Regions from separate parts of the Mus musculus genome. Here region 1 is linked to region 2. A link is a loop called in an ENCODE intact Hi-C map of the cell type or tissue named here. Cell type or tissue: heart. All regions are shown on one strand. Each heading gives the region's core, and the rest is flanking DNA. Links, peaks and the distances in the headings are about the cores only. Region 1 has its middle 8.8 kb from the start of Gm23096. Region 2 has its middle 97 kb from the start of Gm40042.

What was found. A loop is a pair of places that touch in the nucleus more often than their neighbours do. Peaks named below come from ENCODE experiments on the same cell type or tissue, not always from the same donor. Only the 100,000 strongest peaks of a DNase experiment are listed, where the experiment ranks them.
Region 1: it touches region 2 in a loop (2.3-fold over the local background); 1 of 42 quality-filtered maps calls a loop at or near these places.

What each region holds. Positions count from the first base shown.
Region 1 is chr3:49,665,372-49,669,778 of GRCm38, forward strand. No RefSeq gene overlaps it. Among named protein-coding and RNA genes, the nearest start is that of Gm23096, 8.8 kb to the left of the region's middle. In heart, for the core only: no CTCF peak of the experiment used is centred there; a DNase peak (open chromatin) is centred at 2,380.
Region 2 is chr3:49,927,148-49,931,554 of GRCm38, forward strand. No RefSeq gene overlaps it. Among named protein-coding and RNA genes, the nearest start is that of Gm40042, 97 kb to the right of the region's middle. In heart, for the core only: no CTCF peak of the experiment used is centred there; DNase peaks (open chromatin) are centred at 2,024 and 2,534.

The sequences.
Region 1 (4,407 bases), core at 147-4,146, 260 kb before region 2:
ATTTAGTCTAGCACATTATAGATTCCCCAGAAAAGTCAATCTTAGATAAAAGGACTCTGTTACCACCGTAGTTTTGCTCCATATGTTTGTTGTAGCTTTGGCTTATGAGAAGTTATTTTGGAAATAAAATGGGCAAAATCTTTCAGACCCTCACTGCTTACTTCATTTTGCAAAGACTAGCAGAAAAAAATAGCATTGATTACATTATGTATAATCAAAGTACTTTTAGTCATTTTTACACCATCATGACTGAAAGACCTAATAAAACAATTTAAAGGGCCGGGAGTTTGTTTTGACTGATCATTTCCACTCCATGGCAGAAGACATTGAGGAATTCATGGTTGTGTGAGTATATGATGCAGGGTTGTTCACTGGCGTCTTTCTTAGGCTTACTGTCGCTGTCATGGATCTGATGAGCAAAGCAACTTGTGGAGTGCTGTAACAGGATCCAAGAATGGAACACTGGGAAGAGAGTTCTAAGCACTTGTGAGAAAACTCCAAGAAAGTAAGTTGAGGACAGGAGTAACTCTATTTTAAGTTATTCATTACATTACTGTTATTACATTATTACTCTTTTTATATGCCTGCATAGAAAAATATGTTTTTGCTACCTGCAGCTTGTCTGACATGTGGTGGTATATTTTATTTGTGATTGTTTACTCGTGTGACTCTTCATAATGTTTAATGAATCAACTGTCTGTTGTTCTGACTAAAGCTGGTTACTGCGTAAGATTTTAGTCTGCTTCATTTATCAGTTCTAGTCTTCCAAATGCCAGGATCTTTAGAGAGGAAAACTGGGAAGGAAAGGGCTTATTTTATTCACAGTTTCATGTAACAGTTTGTCAACAACAACAACAACAACAACAACAACAACAACAACAACAACAACAAAGCAGCGTGAACAGGAACTCACACAGGACAAGAACCTGGAAGCAGGAATTGATGCAGAGGCCATGGAAGGGTGTTGCTTATTTTGAAGGGTGCTTAGGCTTGTTTTCCATGGCCTACTCAACCTGCCTTCATATAGAACCCAGGACCACCAGTCTAGAAATGGTCCCAACCACAATGGGCTGGGCCCTCCTCTATCAATCATAATTAAGACAATCCCTCACAGCCAGGTCTTATGGAGGCAGTTGAAGCTCTTTCCTCTCTGATGACTCTACTTTTTGACAAATTGACAGAAAACTGGCCAGTAGAACATAGTAACAGAACAGGAAGCTGAGACAACTCCCAAAGGCAGGACTAAAGTTATAACCTTCAAAGCCCAGTTCCTAGTGACGTAAATCCAGGGTTGAGACCCCACCCTCTTGTGGCTCCATATTATCCAGAAATAGCATCAACAGCTGGGAAACAAGTGTTCAAACCTTGGACTTGTGGAAGCTACTTAACACTGAAAAAGTAACAAGCCGCTTCCAGAAATAAAGGGAATGGTCATTTATACTATGTAGAAGTTTATCTTAGAAACTATGATAGACTGTTTTAGGAACCTCTAATTACTATCATTAATTTTACCCAAATTTAGATTTCCTAAATTATAAATAATATAAATTTGGCTGCTTTTTTATTGTTTTGCCATTATAATTAACAAAATAACATGTATTAAAAATAGATTACTACTTAACCTACTGCATTATTTATAAAAATCATTCAGATGTATTCACTGGCTCTTCAGTACAAACTGACTGATGCCCTAGAGAGCACTGACTTGTATTTCATATTTTTTGTGACTTATCATTATGGGCATATTGTTCAGCCAAACCATTTATCCTTACACATATAAAGCAAATTTAAATAAAGTTTAGATGTTTATATGGGTATTTTTATTTTGCATATAATAAAAATAATTGTCTTTATTACAACTAGAATAGCATTGGTTAACTACCTCCATGTATTTTCCAATATAGAAATGTTCTCACAAAAATCAAAGGTTATGTTCCAAGTTAGACTCACACTTAATTCAGGCCTAATGCTCCCCATTCATTCCTTTGCTTTGTGTCTGAAATTCTTCTATCTTTAGTTTCACTTACAGACCTTTAGAGGTATCATGTTCCCTACAGCCTCTGACTTTGTTATAACTACTATGGAGCAAGCAATACAAATGAACTTTAAGGTGGGGAGTGATTTTTTTTCTTTTGGTTTTGGTTTTGGTTTTGATTTTGTTTTTTTGAGACAAGGTTTTTCTGTGTAGCCCTGGCTGTCCTGGAACTCACTTTGTAGTCCTGGCTGGCCTCGAACTCAGAAATCAGCCTGCCTCTGCCTCCCGAGGGAGTGATTTCTTAAAGCAAACTTGAACTCATACAGAGACTGCAACCTGATGCAAATGTTCAGAGCCCCCAGAGAAAAAGAACATGTGGAATTATCATTAGATTCCTTGGAACGTGGAAACATGACTACACATGCCAAGGCCTCTGATGAGAAGCAGTCTTCAACGGCAAGCTGTCTGGCAGACATGGTTTTATTTTTATAAATTTTACAACTCTTGCTTAAGACGCAGCTGTTTCAGGACCTAGATTCCTTCTGATCCCGCAGTGAAAATACTGGTTTGTTCCCCCCTAAAAACTGGATGTTATTTAGAAAAGTTAAAGGGAGATAATCAGCTTGGTAATTCAGGGAAACACACTTGTCTTGGTAGACAGACAGTAAGAAGCATTCTTAGTCCACTCTCCATTGAAGTGGAGTAAAGAGTGGGGTCCCGGTCTCAGACTGAAAACAGGACAGAGACACAAGCAAACAGTGAGGTCTGCTGGGGCAGCGCTGCTACCATTTCTCCATCAGAACAACCAGGTTTTTCCATTACGTACATGGAAACACTTTCAAATGAACTGAAGCATCACTCTTAGGAATACAATCTCCAGGCTTCTTCATCACATAAATGAAATGAATATGGAACATGTTCTCCAATAATATCCTGTTCAGAGGATCTTTTTCTTTCCATGTTTTTAACTTACTTCCCACATTTTTATACAGTTCCTATTTTCTCATGTTATACTGTGAAGTTTTATATGTATGGATTATTTGTATGTGTGCACAATAGGTACTTGTTCATTGTAGGTGGAAATGTTTATGTGTGGAGAACATAGGTTGACTTTGAGTCATTCTCTACCTTTTGTGGAAGAATCGATCTAAATTTGCTGCTCATTGATTAGGTTACGTACATTGACCAATTAGTTTCAGTGATCCACCTGTCTCTGTTGCACCTATTGGCATGGTTGTGCGTACATGCCACGACACCCATTTTTTGCATAGATGCTTGGAAACTGAACCCATGTCTCCATGATTGTAATAACAAACACTTTACCAACTGAGCCACACCTTCAGCCCGAACCTAATAATTATTAATAACATAACCAATAGTTATTAGTACAGAAAATGTATGGACAACTGAAGAATGTGTTAGTCATCAAGCAATACACAGGATACACAGAATATATTAGAAGTGTGGACATTTTTCATCATGAAGCTAAGGAGCAATTTAATTCCAATATTTACACTTGGCATTAGTATCAAAATAACATAGCTAACACAGTCATCTATTGGATGGAACATAGGGCCCCTCAATGGAGGAGCTAGAGAAAGTACCCAAGGAACTGAAGGGGTCTGTATCCCTATAGGAGGAACAACAATATGAACTAGCTAATACCCCCAGAGCTCATGTCTCTAGCTGCATATGTAGCAGAGGATGGCCTCATTGGTCATCAATGAGAGGAGAGGCCCTTGGTCTTGAGAAGATTTTGTTCCCCGGTATAGGGGACTGCCAGGGCCAGGAAACAGGAGTGGGTGGGTTGGAGAGCAGGGGGAGGGGGAAGGTATAGCAAATTTTCGGGAAGGAAACTAGGAAAGGGGATAGCATTTGAAATGTAAATGAAAAAACATCTAATAAAAAAAGAAAGAAAGAAATATTGGTGGGTTTTCCATGTACATACAGTATTCACATATAAAATAAACATAAACTTAATAAAAAAATAACACAGCTAATAATGATGCTATAGTAAAGGAAACAAAGAGACAGAAACCTGTTTTAGCTGCTGTTTCTGCACAACTTTCAATTCTATTAACACTGATAGAACACTATCTTTAACTATAGGCATGATCACTTTTAGGGTTCTTTTTCCTCTTTCTTGTTTTCATGATTTATTTCCAGCTCTTAACTCCCTTTCTTTCTACCATTCCTCCTTCTCATACCACCATTTCTCTGCTCCTCACTTCATTTCTCTGTTGCTTTCTTCCCCTCTCCTCTCTTGATGTTACCTTTAATTTTAAAGTAAGTACTCCACTCTTAAGACTTTGTGGATGCAATTCAACTTAGTAATAGATATACATGATTTAAGTTCAATCTTTTTAAGAACCTTTGGACATTCTCTTGATCATATCTATTCTCTCAAAGCTTTGCTCTGTTACTAATACACT
Region 2 (4,407 bases), core at 292-4,291:
AGATCATAACATCATGCAGGAGGAATTCTGGTTAAGTTTTAGATTTAGGAAGGCTGGAAGTTTAAAGAGGTGAAGGTGGTTAATTTACAGTATGAAATCTATATTAGGCTAGATTGTCCATTAGCTACAAAAGCTACACAAATATACAATAAAAATGGGCAATATACAGAAAATAGTGGTAGACTGTGGCTGTCATCGTGTTTGACTCTTTCAAATGAATCAGCACCATGATGAATGAAGGATTTGATGAGATGTGTCCTGTCAGAGTACCAGTGTCAGGGAGAACGCAATGGTTGAAACTGTGAAACAATTCCGAGAACACGTAAGTACCATTTCACACACACTTTTCTTTAATGATTGTTATATTTATTTCCATATTTTGAGATGGGGAGCATTTATGCCAAGGTCTAGTTGCGGAAGTCAGGATCCCTGTAAGAGCCAGTTCTCTGCTTTCACGATGTGGTTTCCTGGGCTCAAACAGAGGCATTTAGTTGGGAGTGAACACCTTTCTTTACCTACTGAGTCATCTCGATTGCCTGACATTTTTCATGTGAAAATTTATGAAATCTTCTAGTAAGGTTTAGCTAATGGGACTCTGATAAATATTCATCCATCTAGCTTAGCAAAAAAGCAAGCCTATTAATACGTTCTATTATGCTGATGGAAAGTGCACACATAGCAACAGCCCAAAGCATACAAGTGGGAAGGCATTTGCCTTCCAGTAATTTATTTTCACTCCCTGGTCTACAAATTAATAGTAAACAAAATGTGTCTAGAAAGAATATCTGGTTAATGCAGTCCTCCTTTGACAGGCTCTGAATACTAATGAATAGTTATTAACAGGGATATTTTAAATAGTAGCTACCTACCACATTTTTGTTATATAATTAGCTGCATTTTATGTCTCAGACTAGTCATTTAAATGGTTTTGTTTAGAAAAACATGTATTTGTTAAAAACATTAATACTCCAAATGTGGAACCTCTAACCTACACAAGCCTATGTGGTTGTTATTCACATCAGTTCAACTCTTATTAACACTGTTCATGCTTTCCCTTCAGTAAGAGTCATATTGCTGAATTTATTAAATGATCAGAGCATCTCCTGGGTCGAAGATGATTAGGTCCTTGTTTTGTCACTAAAAGACTTAAGGGATGTTGCTAAATTGAACAGGCTGATGTATTTTGACTTAAAAACGAATGGGGTATTAGAAGGGCCTACCTGTTAGGATTTGAGTGAGTTCCAATGTTTGTAAATGCCTCCTTACAGTGATAGCTGTACTTTAGTGTTGGCTATAGAGAATACAAATGAGCCTTAAATACATTGGTCCAAAATGTTAAGAATTCAAATTAACAGAGACAACTGAAGTATTAAAACCTTTGAACTTCAAGTAAAGAAAATGAAAAAAGTATCATTTTCAACTTCAGATTGCTATTACAAAGGTCAGTCCAGTGTGTAAGTTTGTTATCTCTCATTCACTGTGATGTATTTAACAGACAAGTTCTGGTTTTGGTAAAGGTCACAGTAGTCACACATGTCAAACCTCATTAGTCTTACTTGGCTGAGACAAAAGTTACCTGCATAACTGTGTGCTTAACACAAGATTGCTTGATTTCCTTGTTAAATATGTCTCTTAAATTTCAACAATTCTTGAAAAAATGTTTTGTTTCAAGCAGTGGATTTTTGTGAAGCTCTCATATTATATGTTTCAAGCTGAACCGATTTCTGTTCTGCCAGCTTAGCCAGCCTATCTCATTGCAACTGCATTATATATACAGTGGTGCATATCTAGAAGGCTGAGAGAGAAGCGTTCACACAGACCATAGCATTTCTCAAATTTTTATGAGGAACTTATTTTTCTCTCTCTTTCATGGAACCAAAAGTTTGTGAATGTGGTCACACTGTTTTATGGTAATTGGGACCAGCTGTTACACTTTGTGGTTTCTGAAAGCCTCTGTCTTGCCTTCTAGCTATTCTGACTCTGGGCAGGCCTTAATAAACGAAATTAAGGAATGTGCAAGCTTGAGTGGCTGCCACATCCTTCTTCAGAGGGCTTTAATTCAGAGCAGACGTTGGAGGCATTGCTTTTCCATTGCCATTTGTCTACAACCCACATGCAGATAAAACAATGACTTTTTTGTTCATTATTAGTGGCTTTTGAATTTTTACTATCCTCCTTGCTCTGTTGAAATGTGCCATCTAATGACCTTACCTACAACAAGGCCAAAAATTTGTAAATATACACAATACTGTCTGGTAGTTTACTTTTATTTCCTTTAAGTTATTCTTTTGATATAACATGAGAACATAGCACATATTACTTCAGACAAAACTTGTTACATCAGGGAGATAAGATGACATTCTAACATTTAAAGCTCTTTCAAGATGACACACTTGTGTCCATATTTGGTTAAGATAAGAAAACTTGTAAGAGGTCAGATAAGGACTCAGAGGTTGGAAGTGACAAGTATTTTTAATCTCAGTGTCCCATGGTGGGACATAGTGTCCCAAAATCAAGTCACTCACATCTGTGAGAACTGGACCTTCCATGGCAAAGAAAGATCTTGCAGGTGTGACTAATCATGTGTTGAAATGGGAGTTTCTGGGATGTCTAATGGGCATAGTGCAATCTCAAGAGACTTGGAAGCATAAAGAGATGAGAAAGGCATCTACTGATTGGATTGAAGATGGAGTTAAAGGTAGACAGAAGCAGATTCTCCCCTGAAGCCCTTACAGGGAAACCAGAGCCCTGTAGCTCAATAGAGTAATAGTAAGATTGGGACTCCCCTCCCCTCTCCTCCCCTCTCCTCCCCTCTCCTCTCCTCCCCTCCCCTCCCCTCCCCTTCCCTTCCATTCTCTTCTTCTTCCTCCACAAATGTGTGCCCCATTCTAAATTACAGATTTTTAAAAAAACATTTCAAAGTTCCCAGAATCTCTCAGTGATAATATTACTATTTCCCTGCTTCAGATTTATATAGCACAGGGATTATCCAAGAAAACATTTGTGTCCCTGAATACTGAATTCCTGCTATGAAAGTAAAGACCTTTAGATAACACATAAATACCATTCAGAAGAGGTTAAAAATTCTCCCAGTCATTATTTTTGAAATTAGAATTGTTAGTTTGATCTCATCTGTCTCTCTGTCTATCATCTATATATTATCTTTCATCTTCTTACTTGGTTCCCTAAAACAATTAATGAAATAAATCATACCAGAAAAACAAATGCCTTTTAGATCCAGGCAAAAAAGCTTAGAGTAATATTTCTCACTAAAAATAAACATAATTTTCTGGGCCAATCCTTCACCCTGATCAGTACACGCCTAGTCTCAAGCCACATATGTGTATAGCTTAAGGCTGAGGTGGGTCTCTATGTCTTTAGTGAGTTATCAAATTCGCATAGGTGACTACTAAGATCACTAAGGATATATAGCTGGTTAATAAATGCTTTCTATAGGTTGTGATGAACAACATGTATAATTTTGCTGAAAGAATCAGTTCTCAGACCAGAAAACAAGCTCTACCTGAAGACCCAGCTATACCTTTCTTGGGCACTACTGAGTACTACTCAGCTATTAAAAGCCATGACTTCATGAAATTTGCAGGAAAATGGATGGAACTAGAAAATATCATCCCAAGTGAAGTAACCCAGACACAAAAGAATACACATGGTATAAACTCACAGATAAATGGATATTAGCCCAAAAGCCCAGAATACCCACGATGCAACCCACAACCATATGGAGTTTAAGAAGAAGGAAGACAAAAATGTAGATGCTTAAATCCTACATAGAATGTAGAACAAAACAATCACAGGAAGTAGAGGGAGGGAAGAACTTGGAAGGGAGAGAGGTAAAGGAGGGGAAAAAGTGGAGTAAGATCAGGTATTGGTAGAGTCAGGAAAGAAGTACAGAGGGTCAGGAAATGGAAAAGAAACAAGTAGCACTGAGGGATGTGGAACTGGGGGTAGCCAATAGAAAGTCCCACACTTCAGGGAAGCGAAAGATTCCTAGGACACAGCAGCAATAACTTTAGCCAAAATCCCCAACAAAGGGGAGAGACAACCTGTAGAGATCACTTCCAGCAGATATGCATGGCCTCCAGTTGAGGAATGGGGCCAGCCATGCATCTCAAAGTCTTTAACCCAGAAATGATCTTGTCAAAAGAAAAGACAGGGAAAAAAAAAAAAAGAAAAAAGAAACAGAAACTGAAGGAAAGGTCACCAGACACTGTGCCACCTAGGGATCCAATCCCATTTGCAGACACCAAATGCCTACATTATTACTGACACCAAGAAGCACTTGCTCACAGGAACCTGGTATGACTGGTCCCTGAGAGGTTCTCCCTTCATCTGACCAATATAGAGTCAGATACTCAAAGCCAACTATTGGAGCTGACCTCAGGAACC